Linked DNA regions of Mus musculus: region 1 is linked to region 2. Evidence: chromatin loops called from intact Hi-C (ENCODE). Cell type or tissue: gastrocnemius. All regions are shown on one strand. Each heading gives the region's core, and the rest is flanking DNA. Links, peaks and the distances in the headings are about the cores only. Region 1 has its middle 41 kb from the start of Gm33971. Region 2 has its middle 48 kb from the start of Pou1f1.

Region 1 (9,266 bases), core at 504-8,503, 560 kb before region 2:
TTCCTCTCCTTCCTCTCCTTCCTTCCTTCCTTCCTTCCTTCCTTCCTTCCTTCCTTCCTTCCTTCCTTCCTTCCTTCTTTTTTCTTTTTGTAGAAGGTACTCATTCTTGTCATCTGGTTTAGAATCTTGTAAATTGTGGAGTAAAGTGTCCAGAGCGAAACAGAACAAGACATATAGAAGTACAAGAGCAACTGCACCTTTGAATTCCTCAGAAGCACAAAGCAGATGTATAAGTTTTGATGGAACTTTACAATGCCGCATTGCCGATCAATCTAATCTTATGAGAGCATCTCAGAAGTCAGGGGCAAGGTCTCCAGCTAAGCTAACACTCCACTACTGCAGGACTTCATTCAGCACCTGAAGGAAAGATCTGCCAGCTATAAATAAGATAGGAAGGAAGTTAATACAAATTTAGCTTTACCATATTGGGAAATACTACCTGTACTGGCTGGTTTTGTGTGTCAACTTCACACAAGCTGGAGTTATCACAGAGAAAGGAGTTTCCCTTGAGGAAATGCCTCTATGAGCTCCAGCTGTAAGACATTTTCTTAATTAGTGATCAAAGATGGGAGGGCCCATTGTGGGTGGTGCCATCCCTGGGCTGATATTTTTGGGTTCTATAAGAAAGCAAGTTGAGCTCTCTGCTCCTCCCTGTTCCAGAGACAGCTGCATCTTCTTGTGCAGTGCCAGCCTCATCCCGTAGACAAAATGGTGAAGGTCAGTGTGAACAGATTTGGCCGTATTGGGCGCCTAGTAATCAGGGCTGCCATCTGTTCTCCACTTGGCAAAGTGGAGATAGTTGCCATCAATGACCTTTCATTGACCTCAACTACATGGTCTACATGTTCCAGTATGACTCCACCCACGGCAAATTCAACGGCACAGTCAAGGCTGAGAATGGGAAGCTTGTCATCAACGGGAAGCCTATTACCATCTTCCAGGAGTGAGATCCTGCTAACATCAAATGGGGCTGAGGCCGGTGCTGAGTATGTCGTGGAGTCTACTGGTGTCTTCACCACCATGGAGAAGGCCGGGGCCCACTTGAAGGGTGGAGCCAAAAGGGTCATCATCTCCGCCCCTTCTGCCGATGCCCCCATGTTTGTATTGGGTGTGAACCACGAGAAATATGACAACTCACTCAAGATTGTCAGAAATGCATCCTGCACCACCAACTCCTTAGCCCCCCTGGCAAGGTCATCCATGACAACTTTGGCATTATGGAAGGGCTCATGACCACGGTCTGTGCCATCACTGCCACTCAGAAGACTGTGGATGGCCCCTCTGGAAAGCTGTGGTGTGATAGCTGTGGGGCTGCCTAGAACATCATTGCTGTATCCACTGGTGCTGCCAAGGCTGTGGGCAAAGTCATCCCAGAGCTGAACGGGAAGCTCACTGGCATGGCCTTCCGTGTTCCTATCCCCAGTGTATCAGTTGTGGATCTAAATGCCTCCTGGAGAAACCTGCCAAGTATGATGACATCAAGAAGATGGTGAAGCAGGCATCTGAGGGCCAACTGAAGGGCATCCTGGGCTACACTGAGGACCAGGTTGTCTCCTATGACTTTAAATGTAACTCCCAGTCTTCCACCTTTGATGCTGGGTCTGGCATTGTTCTCAATGACAACTGTGTAAAGCTCATTTCTTGGTACGAAAATGAATAAGGCTACAGCAACAGGGTGGTAGACCTCATAGCTTATATGGTCTCAAGGGAGTAAGAAACCCTGGACCACCCACCCCAGCAAGGACACTGAGAGCAAGAGAGAGGCCCTTGGTTGCTGAGGAGTTTCTATCCTAACTCGGCCCCCAACACTGAGCATCTCCCTCACAATTTTAATCCCAGACCCTCATAATAACAGAAGGGACCTAGGGAGCCCTCCCTACTCTCTTGAATACCATCAATAAAGTTTGATGCACCCACCAAAAAGAAAGAGAGAAAGAGAGAAAGAAAGAGAGAAAGAAAGAAAGAAAGAAAGAAAGAAAGAAAGAAAGAAAGAAAGAAAGGAAGAAAGAAAGCGGAGTGAGCCAGGGAAAGCAAGCATCCCTCCATGGCCTCTGCATCAGCTCCTGCTTCCTAACCTGTTTAGAGTTCCAGTCCTGACTTCCTTTGGTGATGAACAGCAATGTGGAAGTATAAGCTAAATAAACCCTTTCCTCCTAAACTTGCTTCTTGGTCATGGATGTTTTTGTACAGGAATACAAACCCTGACTAAGACACTACCTGATGATAGAAACTTCCCAGGAAAAGTAAATGATGCTATTTATAGAGCTACAGTCAAGCAAAGAAGCAGCAGCAGAGGAAAGAGGGAAGGAGGAAGAAAAGAATGTATGATGGAATAAAGGAAAGAATTAGAAGGAAAAAGGAAGAAATGAAAAAAGAAAGAAGAAAACAGCACGGAGAAAGAATTTTGCAAAGTATTATTCAATGTCTAGAAAGTGAGTCCTTGTGAATTATGTTATGAAATAATATAATAAACTAAAAAAAAAAGCCTAAAAACCAAGATGGTTAAAATGAATTAGAATTAACACGTTAAAAGGATATTTTGGAAATCAGAAAATGATTCGAAGACACAGTGCTGTGTAAATGGTAAGTAAATTGTGATGTCCAAACCAACAAGAGATAAAATATATTATAATAAAACGAGTAAGGCTGGGATGATCATCATGAATGCAGAAGGAAGAGCGAACTTTGGTGATTTTATTTCTGCTGATGGTGTGGGGTAAAACAAGCACTAACCAGATCTGAGTGCTGAAAAAGCCTATGATTCTGAGACAAAGCTTTGCTTTTGTCTTTATTTTCTTTTTGGTTTTGAGATAGGGTCTCACTATGTAGCTCACCGTGTTGTCCTGAAACTCACCATGTAGACCAGGGTGGCTTCCAACTTACAAGGTATCCTCCTGTCTCTGCTTCTCAAGTGCTGGAATAAAAGGCATGCACCACCTTGCATGGCCTGAGTAAAAATTTTAAAATCGTTTCCTCATGACTTCTTAGAACATGTGCAGCATACCAAGAAAGGATCCAGACACTCTAGGGGCTGAGGACTGAAGCCAGGATGTGCTGTTTGAGCACTCTACCAACTGAGCTATATCTCCAGCTGAGGACAATTAAAAAAAAAAAATCCACATTTAAGATCCACTACACTTAAATTACAAATAATTTTAAAAAAAGAAAGAAAAAAGAAAAATGAAAACATTTGTGAAGGTTAGATGGTATTTTTAGAGAAAAAAATTATCCAAATCCCATTTCTTTTTTGTTTGTATGTTTTTGTTTTTGTTTTATTTTGTTTTGTTTTGAGACCTGGCTTATCTGTGTAGCTTTGGCTTTCCTGGATCCTAACTCTCATTTCTTGCTTTGCTGGTGAGAAATACCTTTTTTTCCTTTCCCCAAATAGTTGGAAAAGCACAAGAAACATCCATCCTGTATATCCTATTCCTGAATAAAATTTCTTGGGAGTGGGTTCTATTGGAAAGGTTCTACTTTGATTAACATCTATCCTGGATACTTTCATGTCAACTTAACATAAGCTAAAATGTCATCAGAAAGGAGGGATCCTCTACTAAGGAAAAAATCCCATAGATCTGTCTCATGTAAGCTACGCTCTAGGGCTTTTTTCTTAATTAATGATTAATAAGGGATGCTACCTCATGGTTGGTGGGGCCCACCTGTTAAGAAAGCAAGTTTAGCAAGCCCTGGGAGGAAAAGCCAGTATGCAGCACACATTCATGGCCTCTGCATCAGTTCCTGCTCAGTTTGAGTGCCTGCCCTGACTTCCTTTGATGTTAAACAGTGATAGGGAAAACCTTTCTTCCTCAAGTTGCTTTAGTTATGCTTCTTGACAGCAACAGTAACCCTAAGACAACAGCTGGAAGTTTTTTTTTTTTTTGTTTGTTTGTTTTGTTTTGCTTTGCTTTGTTATTTTGTTTTTTTCCCCTATGAAATGTAAGGATACTTTGAACCTGTAAGCCAGCCCTAATTGAACATCGTCCTTTATAAGAGTTGCCTTGGTCATGGTGTCTCTTCACACCAATGGGAACCCTGACTAAGACATCTGTACAAGTATCCTGGTTTAGTTTTAGTCCCATTACCATCATGGCAGAAAGCACAACGGCATCCAGGAAGACATGGAGGAGCTATTCTAATATTTAAAGCCTTTTCAATTTTATATAGTAATAATGTTTAGTGTGTGCATGGGTATATACAATGTGTGTGTGTGTGTGTGTGTGTATGTGTGTGTGTGTGTGAGTGTGTGTGTGTAATAGGCGACGCAGGACACATGTGGAGCTTGTTGTCTTCTACATTTTGATTGGTTCAGAGATGAAAGTCATATCAGCAGGCCTGCATGTGCATTGATGCCAAAGGTTAGTTCCTTAGCATCTGTTCACCTTGATTTTCAAGATAGAATCTCTCACCAGAACCTGGGGGTTATAGGCTCGACTAGGCTATCTGCTGAGAAGTCCCCAGAGACCCCTCATTTCCACCTCCCCAGCAGGAGAATTAAAAAGGGTGTTACCATGCCCGACTGTTTGCATGAGTACTGAGATTTGAACTCAGGTCCTGAGGGTTCTGCAGCAAGCACTCTGCTGACTGTGTGATATCCCTCCCTCTCTTTAGATTTCACAGTAGAATGCTATAGGATGTTTTGAAATCATTGAATGAAACCCAGCACAAACATTTTTAAAGAATATTATTTATTTCACATTTTTTTTTCTTTTTGGTTTAGGCTAAGCAGCAACAAACTGAGCACGTATTTATTTATCACTGTTTTTAATGGCAGGAGCAAATCAAGCATAGTTTTGTATTTGGGATGGAATGCTGTTACACATTAATGTTAGAGCATTTTATATAATATTATCAATCAGCATTAAAATTATTATCATACTGTCACATTTTTATGTCTTTTAAAATATCAAAGTAGCCACTGCGTATTACTTTCATCAGTGGGAAGATTTTTGACAAAGAAAATGAACTTAAATCTTAACATAAGCTTAATGGCTCATTTAGACCTGTATTTCAGAAATTACTCAATAGAAAATACAGATAAGACAAGTGAATTATTCAACCTGAGCTTTTAGATGTTTTGTGTATGACATACTAATGAGGCTAGGGACATTCCTGCGTTTGCATGCATTTATGACTGTGAGTTTTTAAAAAATATAAGTATAATAAATAGAATAGATATGCTTTAAACCTTTAAACTTAAAAAGCAGATAAAAAGAGAAAAGAAAATAAAGCTTTATACAAAAAGCTACAGTTGAGTTCAGTTTCATATCTCTAAAGATAAGTAAAACTAAAAATACAGTAGATTATTAAATTGTAATCCTTTCCCCACTGTTTTAGGGGCACACAATTAAAACTTGAGTGTGATAGCTAATGGACAGCTAAGGCATTTGTGGAACAAGAAGAAAATGGCTTGTTAACCATTGTTAAACACTCTATTTTCCCCAAGATTGGACATGTGTTTCTGGAGGAGAAGGACAGTTTTTATGTTTGGGCAGCTGCTTATCACTTGGACCATAATCATGTAGTTCAAGGAAGAAACTGTGGACCTGATGTATTTTCTCTGTTATGATGGTTGAGCTAAATAAAACAGATGAAGCTGTTCTTTCTTCCTCAAGCTTTAAAACCAGAGATGTCAACTCTAGAATTTCCCATGATAGAACTGCTCCCTCTGGAACTGAAGAACTCATGGCATCTTCTCCTCTGCTGCAGAGATACCATTGCCCTACCATTTGAACATAAATGAAGGAAGAGAAGGGACCTGGGCACAGCCAGGAAGCAGGAGGTGGGCTAGTTTCATGTTAGTTGGACTGGATGCCAATAACTTAATTTTGAGATAACCAAGTGTATTTAGTTTTCCTTCTTACATCCATTTCAGAATAGGAATAAAAAAATTACCTTTAGGAACAGACAATTTGTGTTTATAGATTGCTGCATATATAATTAATAATGAATCATAGTGATGAATAATAAACGACATTGACATTCACTATCATGTACAGACATTTCTTGAAAATCACTGGCCTTTGAATTTCACGTATGTCATTGTCAGTGAGCTATCCCCTGATAACTGAAAAATAAAGGCTCCTTTTCTAATGTTAGTCAACTTGTAGCCTCCTCCTTGTAGTAACATACGTCCATTTCTTTATTAAACACAGATGTAAAGTGAGACCAGCAATTTAAGGCAGTTCCTAGAACAGTGCTCAGTTCGTCAGGTTTTCTTAGAAGGGAGGTCGGCATTGAAGTGGGCTTGGAACCACGTGGACATAGGCAACACCTACAATCCCAACATACAGGAAGTCCAGGGGGAGGATCTCCAACTTGAGGCCGACTGGATTTTTATTGTGAGATCGCGTTCCAAACAAAACCACAAGCTAAGTGTAATGGTGCAAGCATGGTGGTACACACCTTTTTCCTTTGCCCTGAGAAGGCAGAGGCAGGTAGGTAGATCTCTTTGTGTTTGAGGCCATTGATCTACATAGCAAATTCCAGAACATCCAGGGCTCCATAGAGAGACTTTGTCTCAAAAAGCAAACAGGCAGCAGGGAGGATGCAGAGGCAGGAGGAGGCAGAGGCAGAGGCAGGGGGATCGCCGTGAGTTCGAGGTCGAAGCGAGCAAACAAACCAAGTTCACATTTCCCAAAAACCTACAAAGAAAACAAGTCTTTCTCTCTCTCTCTCTCTCTCTCTCTCTCTCTCTCTCTCTCTCTCTCTCTCTCTTTGTTACTGCAGCACTTTTATTTCTTTACACAATGACGTGTTGCTGGGGCCTAATGTTCTCATTGAACAGTAGAAAACCAAAATTTGTCATTTCTTAAAGAATTGAGTACAAAAAACCTTACATCAATTAAAAGGATGAATACATTTACAGGTGTCGATGCAAACGTTCCCACCTCAAGGCGAGTAACAACCGATGGCGGTCAGGAGGGAAGAAACCAGAACGCAAACTGGGTCCTAAGGCTCGGACTTTCCCACCCTGTTAGACTGGCAAGAAGGAGTGGTAACTGGTTCAGGAACCCTTGCCAGCCTCGGGAAATCCTGGAAGTCTGCTGTTGGTTAATACCTTGCACAGATCACTCCGTGGTGCTCACAGAGATCCACCAGGCTGGGGCTTTCTCGTCCACAGCGTGCTTTCCCCAGGCCCCAAGTGACCGAGCCACATGAACTAAGGACTAAATCAAGATATGCACAGGGTATTAAACATATATCAAGGGAGCAGTTAACTTGAATACAAGGTCAAAACTCAGCAACAAGTTCTACGTTCCAGTGCTGATATCAGATACAAGCTTCAAGGACAAATTTCTTTTCAAAGGCTTATTCCAGTTTCATGAGGCTAGCATGAGGTGTGTACATTTGCCAGGGCAAATCGATACTTCAATATCAGCTCATGCAGCAGATGCCTGGCACCTGCTCAGTCCATCTAGAAGCATTTGCGATGGACGCTGGTGGGGCCTGACTCATCATACTCCTGCTTGTTGATCCACATCTGCTGGAAGGTGGACAGTGAGGCCAGAATGGAGCCACCGATCCAGACTGAGTACTTGCGCTCAGGGGGAGTAATGATCTTAATCTTCATCGTGCTGGGTGCTAGGGCTGTGATCTCCTTCTGCATCCTGTCAGCAATGCCTGGGTACATGGTGGTACCACCAGACAGCACTGTATTGGCATACAGGTCTTTGCGGATATCCACATCACACTTCATGATGGAGTTGAAGGTGGTCTCATGGATACCACAGGACTCCATGCCCAGGAAGGAAGGCTGGAAGAGTGCCTCCGGACACCGGAACCGCTCATTGCCGATGGTGATCACCTGCCCGTCGGGCAGCTCATAACTCTTCTCCAAGGAGGACGATGATGCAGCAGTAGCCATTTCTTGCTCAAAATCCAGGGCAACATAGCACAACTTCTCCTTTATGTAATGAACAATTTCCCTCTCAGCAGTGGTGGTAAAGCTGTAGCCCCATTCAGTCAGGATCTTCATGAGGTAGTCTGTCAGGTCCCCGCCAGCCAGGTCCAGACGCAAAATGGCGTGGGGAAGGGCGTAGCCCTCATAGATGGGCACTGTGTGTGTGACCCCATCACCAGAGTCCATGACAATGCCAGTGGTGCGCCCAGATGCATACAAGGACAGCACCGCCTGAATGGCCACGTACATGCCTGGGGTATTGAAGGTTTCAAACATTATCTGCGTCATCTTCTCTCTGTTAGCTTTGGGGTTCAGGGGGGCCTCGGTCAGAAGCACCGGGTGCTCCTCAGGAGCCACACGCAGCTCATTGTAGAAGGTGTGGTGCCAGATCTTCTCCATGTCGTCCCAGTTGGTGACAATGCCGTGTTCGATAGGGTACTTTAGAGTCAGGATACCCCTCTTGCTCTGGGCTTCGTCACCCACGTACGAGTCTTTCTGGCCCATGCCCACCATGACGCCCGGTGTCGGGGGCGCCCTACGATGGAAGGGAACACGGCCCTAGGGGCGTCGTTGCCAGCAAAGCCGGCTTTGCACATGCCGGAGCCATTGTCAATGACGAGTGAAGCCGGCGGCGGAGTGTGAGCAAAACAAGTCTCTTAAGTAACTTGAAATTACCATTTTTAGTTATTGTGAAAACCAAAATGTTCATGAAGAAAACTGGAGTATTCAAAGTGGATGAGGAAGAAATGAAAAGAATGTTTCATGTCACTAAGTACAGTAGGAAGTAGCTTTCGAGTAGTGTCATTTGATCTGTGCTTTGAAGGGCACTTTTGCAAGGAAGTGGAAGTAATTTCACAAGGAAAACAAAGGCTGAAAAGCAATGTTCACAATGTCAGGGCTGGGGAGAGAGGAACCAGACGAGAGCCGACATCGTCCTTTAGGACCATGGAGGATAGTAAGAGATGAGATTTTCTAAGTGTTCTTTTCTTATTAATACCAAGACTAAAAGCCACAGCAGAGTATATATGTACTGGAAGGAGCCATGGAGAGACTATACTACTTTCTTCAAAAAATTTATATGTTTATATAATTTACTAGTGTTTTAACCTTTGTAAAGCTAAAATCTAGGCTTCCTGTTTGTTTGTTTGTTTGTTTGTTTGTTTTTGCTTTAATCATCAAGATTCTCCTTTCAAATGAAAATTTCTTTTTAACCATTTAATAGATAAAACCAAAACCATAATCCTGGAACAGAGGGGAACTCATCTCTGAGTTCATCGACAGTGAGGATTAATACTGGGGTACACGTGGTTATGGTTTTCAATGATGAATAAGTTAGACGATGCCAAGATTGTAGAAGTGTTGAGTG
Region 2 (9,266 bases), core at 869-8,868:
ATTTGAGATATCAGGAGGAAATCCAAGGTTCCGCTCATTCTCTCCCTTTTATCTAAGTGCAATGAAATGATTCTGGTAGCAGGAGCATGCTCAACTTTCCCTGTGAATGCCTACTCCATCTCTCCATTTCCAGCATCAAGGAGGTAACTTCAGCTCTTATGGTCAGTAACACCCACTCTTCCATCACCCAGCAATCTCAGATGGATAATCTCTGTCATCTCAGTGTCCTGAATGAGGGGCTCTACACCTTCAGCACCTGTGTGGTCAACCCCTTCTATTGCACTCTTACTGTTACAAAACCTTAAGATCCAGAAACTGCCCAACCTGGGGATCCATCCCATAAACAACCACCAAACCCAAACACTATTGCATATGCCAGCAAGATTTTGCTGACAGGACCCTGATATAGCTGTTTCTTGTGAGGCTATGCCAGTGACTGGCAAATACAGAAGTGGATGCTCACAGTCATCTATTGGATGGAACACAGGGACCCCAATGAAGGAGCTAGCGAAAGTACCCAAGGAGCTAAAGGGGTCTGCAATGCTATAGGAGGAACAACAATATGAACTAGCCAGTACCCACCAGGGCTTGTGTCTCTAGTTGCATATGTAGCAAAGGATGGCCTGGTAGGCCATCCATAGGAGGACAGGCACTTGGTCTTTCGAAGATTATATGCCCCAGTACAAGAGAATGCCAGGGCCAGGAAGCAGGAGCGGGTGGGTTGGGGAGCAGGACAGGGGAAGGGTATAGGAGACTTTCTGGATAGCATTTGAAATGTAAATGAAGAAAATATCTAATAAAAAAATGAAAAGGGAAAAAAATGAAACCTTAAGTGATTTATGCTCTTTTTTTCCAATTATTTTTATTGGATATTTTCTTTATTTACATTTCAAATGTTATACCCTTTCCTGGTTTCCCTCCCTCCCAGACACACCCTATCACATCCTCCTTCCCCCTGCTTCTATGAAGGCGTTCCTCTACCCAGCTACCCACTCCCTCTGTGCCCTCGATTCCCCTACACTGTGACATCTATCAAGCCTTTATTGGACCAAGGACCTCTCCTTCGATTGAGGCATGACAAGGCCATTCTCTGCTACATTTGCAGCTGGAGCCATGTGTACTCCTTTGATGATGGCTTAGTCACTGGGGTGTTCTGGTTGGTTGATATTGTTCTTCCTATGGGGTTACAAACTCCTTCAATTCCTTCAGTCCCTTCTTTAACTCTTCTATTTGAGACCCTGTGCTCTGTCCAATGGTTGGCTGCTAACATCTGCCTCTGTATTTGTAAGGCTCTGACAGGGGAAGGGTATAGGAGACTTTCAGGATAGCATTTGAAATGTAAATGAAGAAAATATCTAATAAAATAATGAAAAGAGAAAAAAAATGAAACCTTAAGTGATTTATGCTCTTTTTTTCCAATTATTTTTATTGGATATTTTCAGGAGACAGCCATATCAGGCTGCTTTCAGCATGCACTTCTTGGCATCCACAATAGTGTCTGGTGACTGTATATGGGATGAATCCCCAGTTGGGACAGTCTCTGGATGGCCTTTCCTTTAGTCTCTGCTCTAAACTTTATCTCCATATTTGCTTCTGTGAGTATTTTATTCTCCTATTAACTAGTAACATTATATCAATCAGTCAATCAATATTAATATTAATATTAGATATCTCAGGGGTCCAGGTTATTTGAGACTGCTGGTCATCCTATTGGTTTGCCCTCCTCCTCAGTTTCTTCCTCCTTTTCCCTAATTCAACCCCACAGGCTGAAGTCCATTGGTTGGGTGTAAGTTATCTGCATCTTACTCTTTCAGCTGCTTGTTGGGCCTCTCGGAGGACAACTATGCTAGGCTCCTGTTTGTGAGCACACCATAGCATCAGTAATAATATCAGGGCCCCAGACCTCCCCTTGAGCTGGATCCCAATTTGGGACAGTCACTGTACTGACTTCCTTTCCTTTCCCTCAGTTTCTTCCCCATCTTTGTCCCTGCAGTTCTTTTAGATAGGAACAAATCTGGGTCAAAGTTTTTGACTGTAGGATGGCAACCCCAAGACCAGCAAATTCGAGTCTGATTTTATACCCATCTCCAAATCTATAAGCTAACAGTATTTGAACTCAATATCTTACCTTTCCTAGTAAAGAAATCTCTGTCCCAGCCACCAGTGGCAATTTATTCCACATATTATTCATAGCCAATCTCCTCTGCTTTTGAAATGCTGTATTTCTTTACTGTTATGTTTTTAGCCATGCAGCAGTTTACACATATATTGTAGCAGAATTTGCGTTCAAAGCTTTATGCCTCAGTTCATAATTTCTGGCCAGTTATAATCTGAATTTGTCTGCTTCCTTTCTCAGTCAATCACTCTAAAATGCTCCAAGTCACTATGCCCACTTCCTTACTTTCTTTTTCAAATTAACTTCCATCACCATCAATCTCCCCAAACCAGCTGTCAAACTTCAAGTGATGAAACACAAGGAGAACTTTTGCGCTCCCATTAAGATTGCCTGCAAAGGAGCTTTTGACAAATAACACTTCTCTTTTCTGCAAAAGAATTGCCCTCCTGTAGGCTCTAGGGTTCCACGCCTGCCTGGCTTTCTTGCTTACCTATTTGTGTACCTCTACCGTCAGGTTTTCTGTCTCATTTTCTGGTTCTGTCTTCTCAATTTAACTTCAAAATTCAGAATTCCCCAAGATAACACAAAACAATCCTTCCACTTACCCAACCTCCATTTTATCATCAGAGGACTGTTTTTTTTTTTTTTTTCCTCTTGTGGCTGCAAATATCATTACTATGGTGATGGTTTCTACAATTTTAATTTAGATAAGACCACTTTTGTAAGATGCATGTTCAATTCCTAGTTGAAATCTCTACTCAGAAATATTTAATCCATATCTATTTTGATCTGTCTTCCAGCTTTACCCTGTCTTCACTCATGAGATAAAATTCAACATATTTCCCTTCTCAGAATTATAGAAAACACATTTGAAACTTTTCTAATTCCAATTCATCACAAAATTATTAATATTTTTTGGCATTCACCATCTACCACACCATGCTCACAAACAATATTATTTTTTTCATTACTCACCATTAGCTAAAACAAAGAAGGAAATTGGCAGTAGAGAAAGTTTAACCAGTTTTAAAGGGCACATAGTTCAGAAAGAACATACCCGAGACTTTAGGTCAGACTCTTAACTTTCAGAATTCATTATTTATTACTATCATACTGTGTCTCAGCGTATAATAAAATCTTAAGTAACATGGTCATAGGACTTCTTGTGAGCCAGGTTTAATTTCAAGTGTTTAAACAATATTAAATCATATGGGGAATACATTGTCATTACTTCTGCTTTTATATATCAGAAAATGACATGGAGAGGTTAAGTAATCATCGCAGGGCCAGTAAAACACAGAAATAGAATTCGCAGGCTCCAGAGTCTGTGTTCTTAATCACAAACATATGTTTCCTTCCCTCCTCTTGTGGCTTCTATATCCAACATTTGTGTCGATGTTTTTAAGGCTCAGGTATGAGAGATTTTTAGGAAGGAAGCTAGAATACACAACTTGCTATGAAGCTAGAAAACATAATGCAATTTATTAAAGTTGGATGGGTTCAGGCAGTTGAGAAAAATATTTTTAAGATAATTATTAAATTGTCTGAGCCAAGCCAAGAGAAATGGAGTCTTCAAGGTAGCAAAACCACCATGAATTCAGCTGCATATGTAGCAGAGGATACCATTGTCTAGCATCGATAGGAGGGGAAACCCTTGGTCACGTGAAGGCTCAATTCCCCAGTGTAGGGGAATGCCAGGGTGGTGAGGTGGGATTGGGTGGGAGAGGGAGCATCCTCATAGAAGTAGGGGGAGGGGGTAAGAGACAGGAGTTGCAGAGGTAGAACAGGGAAAGGGGATCACATTTGAAATGTAAATACATAAAATATTCAATAAAATGTTTTTAAAAAGGAAAATAAGCAACACAAAACATATTACAGCATATGCACTGAGTGTGCCACTATTATGAGCATATGGCACAGACATAACCAGGCAGAAATATGAATAATCTGTTCCTCTTTTCATGGGATATAGAGAAGGCAAAGAGGGTTATCAACATGATAAACTATCTGCAGGTTGTCTAAGGCTAAGATGCATATTCACTGACAACTCAAGTAAACTGTCCAGTAAATCCTGAGAATTCCACCCAGGTTCCTCACTGGGGCTTAAGGTCAAATGAACAAATTAGGCAACAGATTTGAGAGAGCATAAAACATGTGAGACTTCAATCCCATGTATCAACAACAAGAGAATTTATCACCAGGGACCATCCAGCAGGTGGCATGTTGAAATCTTTTTCATGTCTCTCAGATTCATATAATTTGGAAGAGAAAAAAAATAGGATTTACTTTTGAAATGGTTCTATCTTGAGTCCATGTTTTGCTGAGATTTCATATCAGGATCCAGATTAAACACTACAAAGCATATTTATAAAATTATAAAAATGAAATATCTAATATAAAATGCTGAAATGGGATCAATGCATTTACAAATGATTTAAATGTGTCAACAGAAGGATGGACAGCAGAGTAAGAACTAGAAGTTATATTAGATTTCATGTTTTTTTAAAGAAAATCAAAATTAACCCATAAAAAAATAAGCAATATACATGTTAAGAGGCCACTCTTTAAGATCAGTACATTTATAAAGCAAAGAATTCACAGGTTTTCAAAGTTTAAGAATTTTTTACTGATACCTATGGTGAAAGGCAAAATTTTATTGTTTGTAGTGACATACCTGGTTGCATAACTGGATGCAGAGTTGGAAGTTAGAAATATCATAACATGAATACATTACAATTTCACAAATGCCTTTTTATCACATTTCCCCACAAAGTAACAAGGGAACTGCTGGTCCTGGAAAGAGCTATGAATCCAAATCTCCTGGGACACACCATTTTCAGAAATCATAACTTGATGCACCTGAGCTTGGAAATTTGGAGCTTTTTTTATATACTGCATAACCTCCCCATGGAGCAGAGGCACCCTGTAATCAATCACCATTTACCACTATCAGGGATACATTAATCCCTTGTCAGATACAGCTATCATTTTGTAAAGTGAGGTTAAATCGGTTCACATTTTGCCCTTCCAAAATATGTTAACGTGAATTACAAAGCTAACATCAAAATTGCTTGTGAGACTTGATAGAACTACCCAACAGCATCCCAGTGATTAACACTGACACCTAGTGGCTGCGCACAGGAAAAACCTAAATTCAATGGTTAAATTTAATCTACCAAGTATTTGGGCCAGGAGATAGGAAATGGATAGAATCCTCATCTTTACCATTAGCTTACAAACAGAGGCGTGTATGCGTCATCAATACCATGTGACTAGATCCATGTGTGAGGAAGAGGGTACACTACAAGTGATTAAGAATACAAATAAACTTCCCTGGAAGAGACACCCAAGCAGAATCTTGATGGAGACAAAATGAAAAGAAAGGTTCACATTTTGTTACAAAGAAAGTGCACAGAGGAAAGCAGTATCAGAGATCCAAACTGATGGAAGTATTGATGTACAACGTAGCAAAACAGCCCAAGGAGAAGGGATCTCGATTTATACCTAGCAGTATCCTGAACGCCAAATAGCACACAAACGTCTTTCTATTACTGGTACTTTATTTGATTTAACTTATTGATTTCTAATATTATCACTTAATGGCAATTAAAAATAAAATTATATATTATACCTGGCATTTATAAAACAACCACAGAAATTTGGGAACTAAGAAAAATGTATCTCAAAATAATAAAAAGAATAGAGAATCTTATTTCAAATTATGTCTGAGTAGTAATCTAAGGTTTTACATATGGCCAATTATCTAGGCATGAAGGTAAACTGAGTCAAAGGAAAGCCATAACTGATCACTTCTCAGCTAGCAGCTGAAAACCTAGTCACTTTTACTAAAATGGTGCTGAAGAGTCTATATTATAATCATCATCAGCAACAGCGAAGCAGCAACACACACAGCAGCAGCACAGCAGCAGCACAGCAGCAGCAGCACACACAACAGCAGCACAGCAGCACAGCACAGCACAGCACAACAGCAGCAGCACCGCAGCAGCACCGCAGCAGCACAGCAGCAGCACAGCAGCAGCACAGCAGCACCGAAGCAGCACAGCAGCAGCAGCACTGCACACACAGCACAGCAGCAGCAGCACAGCACACACAGCACAGCAGCAGCAACGCAGCAGCACAGCAGCAGCAGCACAGCACAGCACAGCAGCACAGCACACACAGCACAGCAGCAGCACAGCAGCAGCAGCACAGCACAGCAGCAGCAGCACAGCAGCACAGCAGCACACACAGCACAGCAGCAGCAGCAGCACAGCAGCAGCACAGCAGCACAGCAGCAGCAGCACAGCAGCAGCACCGCAGCAGCAGCACCGCAGCAGCACCGCAGCAGCAGCACAGCAGCAGCAGCACAGCAGCAGCACACAGCAGCACAGCAGCAGCACAGCAGCACAGCAGCAGCAGCACAGCAGCAGCACACAGCAGCACCACAGCAGCAGCAGCAGCAGCACAGCAGCAGCACAGCAGCACACAGCAGCACCACAGCAGCACCACAGCTGCACAGCAGCAGCACAGCAGCAGCAGCTAGCATTACTGTTACTTGCTGCTCTTTCCTCTCAAGCTTGTGTTGACACATGTTCATCTGATAGCTGTAGGCCATTAGGCAAGATACTGCACTTCTCCTAAGTCTGTTCTACAGGTAGAACTCTTCCCCCTCTCAGCCAGAGGTCTGTCCTTGTAATCCACATGACCTCAGAGTTCATACAGTTCCCTTATGAAGCCTTTTCTACACCTCCCTCTAGTACCAATAGTAACCATGAAATGGGCCATTTAATCACTGGCATCTGGCTAAAACAGTGGTGGCCTATTTAAATCTGAGGAACAGAAGTTAACACCTGACTTAGGAAAGTCAGCTATTCCCTGAGACTCTGCTCCATCTTTATCCCTGTACATCTTGTAGGGAGGACAAAATTTAAGTTGAAGTTTTGTGGGTGGGTTGATGCCCCCTCTCTCCACTGTAAGTGGCCATTTCAGTATCCATATCCCCTGCTGGTAGGAATCTCTGCTAGGGTCGGTCACCCCCACAGACTCCCAGGTGCCTCCTATGACCCAGGTCTCCAGCTAGTCCCAGAGAGGCCCTTCACACTGATTTTATTCTCATACCCAGCCCTCACTCACCCCTTACCCACACCTACCCCCCCCCTGCCTTCCTCACCCCCTCTCTTACCCAGTTCCTTCTCTCCATCCACCTCCAATGACTACGTTGTTTCCCCTTCTGAGTCAGATTCACCCATCTTCCCTTGGGCCCTGCTTATCATTGTTTCTTTGAGTCTGTGGGTTGTAGCATGATTCTTCTAAAATGTATGGCTAATGTCCATGTATAAGTGAGTACATACCATATGTATCTTTCTGGGTGTGGGTTAACTCACGGAGAATGATATTTTCTAGTTCCATCTGTTTGCTGGCAAATGACTGACCAAACTTGAGACCTATTCCAAAGGAGAGCCAATTCCTGACACTAATTATGATAGTCCACTATACTCACAGATAGAAATCAAGTATAACTGTCTCCTGAGAGAGGCTTTATCCAGAAGCTGATGGGAACAGATGCAGAGACCCAGAGTCAAACATACACAGAGCTCAGGGAATCTTGTGGTAGAGTGGGGGATAGAATGGAGCAAGTTGGAGAGGTCGGGGACACCAGAAGAAGACCTACAGAGTCATCTCATCTGGGTCCATGGGGCCTCACAGAGACCGAACCAACAACATTCAGGGGTTGGACCTAGGCCCACTGCACATTTGGAGCAGATGTGCAGCTTGCTCTTCATGTAGGTTCCCTAAAAATTGGAGTGGAGACGAGGGTGGGGTGGGGGTGTCTAAGACTATGTTGCCTGCCTTTGGATCCTCTTCCTTTACCTGGATTGCCTGGTTGGGCATCAATGAGAGACGATTAGCTTAGTCCTGCTGGGACTGGATGTCCCAGGACAGGGTGGAACTCAAGCAGAATTTCCCCTTTTCTGAGGAAAGCGGGAAGGGGGCAAAGTGGGGAAGGATTTGTAAGAGAGGACTGGGAAAAGAGGAGGAAGGGGTCCTGCAATGGGGACTTAAAATGAATAAAATAAACTAATGAAAGCAAAGCAAAGCAAAACAAAACAAAACAAAAACAAAGGTCAACTATTACATTCTACTTCGTTTTTCCTCATAATGATTTGTTTGTTGTTTCTTTCTGGCCTCTAATTATTGGAAGATAATAAGATAAGAGCCATCCATACTTCATTTGCTAGTAAACGACAGAATTTCTGAATTTAACACCATCAGAATCACTGTAGTCATTGTTTTTGTCGTCGTTGTCGTCATCACCATCATCATAATCATCAAGACTAGCTATCTTCTTTGTCCCCCTACTCACTCCCATCACCAGCACCCCCTCAGAGCTTTCTAGAACTATCCCCGAGTATGGCAGTTAATTATTCACCTTCACTATTTAGAAATAAGCTTAATTCTTGTTTTTCTGGTACAAATGATGTATATCTCACTTACTGTGTTATATATTCTGTGTTATCAGAAATGTGACAAAGAGCACACACTTGGCCAAAGTTTGCCAACTTGTCCCTGATGGTTCCAAGAGCTCCGCAATGTACACTTCAGTAGACGATGACTCTTGTGGTTCTTGTTTGTTGTTCTCAGATTGGCAAGTTATTAATTCCTTTAATGGAATCAGACTAAAGGAATATATTTCATGTCACTTATCAAACCAAACTAAAGTAGAAGAAGTAAACTATGACCTTCATGTTTTAGGTTGGGACTCTGAGTCCATTTAAAGTGTTGATGGCTCTCCCTACATCCTTTTGAAGTTACCAACTTCATGCCATAAGCTCTATCTTATAATTTGTGAGTTTACAGAATGCTCTTTCACCATTCTCCCAAAGGGCTATAGTCTGGGCTAAATAGTTGATGTAAGATAGATTTCTCTGTCATCTATGGCTGCATGTGTTTGCATATGAGAAGGACCCTTTCTCCTGTTGCCAGACAGCCCATTGCTCATTTAGAAGTAGGTCCCAGAAACTTAGAATATCCAAGACATAAGATACAATTTGCAAAACACATGAAACTCAAGAAGAACGAAGACCAAAGTGTGGACACTGTGCCCCTTCTTAGAATTGGGAACAAAACACCCATGGAAGGAGTTACAGAG

The links. Hi-C counts contacts between places; a loop is a spot of excess contacts. Peaks named below come from ENCODE experiments on the same cell type or tissue, not always from the same donor. Only the 100,000 strongest peaks of a DNase experiment are listed, where the experiment ranks them.
Region 1: a loop joins it to region 2, with 2.9 times the contacts of the local background. A loop is called at or near these places in 28 of 42 quality-filtered maps.

Annotation. Positions count from the first base shown.
Region 1 is chr16:64,910,565-64,919,830 of GRCm38, forward strand. It overlaps the pseudogene Gm9061 and the pseudogene Gm16385. Among named protein-coding and RNA genes, the nearest start is that of Gm33971, 41 kb to the left of the region's middle. In gastrocnemius, for the core only: no CTCF peak of the experiment used is centred there; no DNase peak of the experiment used is centred there.
Region 2 is chr16:65,467,439-65,476,704 of GRCm38, forward strand. No RefSeq gene overlaps it. Among named protein-coding and RNA genes, the nearest start is that of Pou1f1, 48 kb to the right of the region's middle. In gastrocnemius, for the core only: a CTCF peak has its summit at 5,243 (motif pointing left); a DNase peak (open chromatin) is centred at 5,239.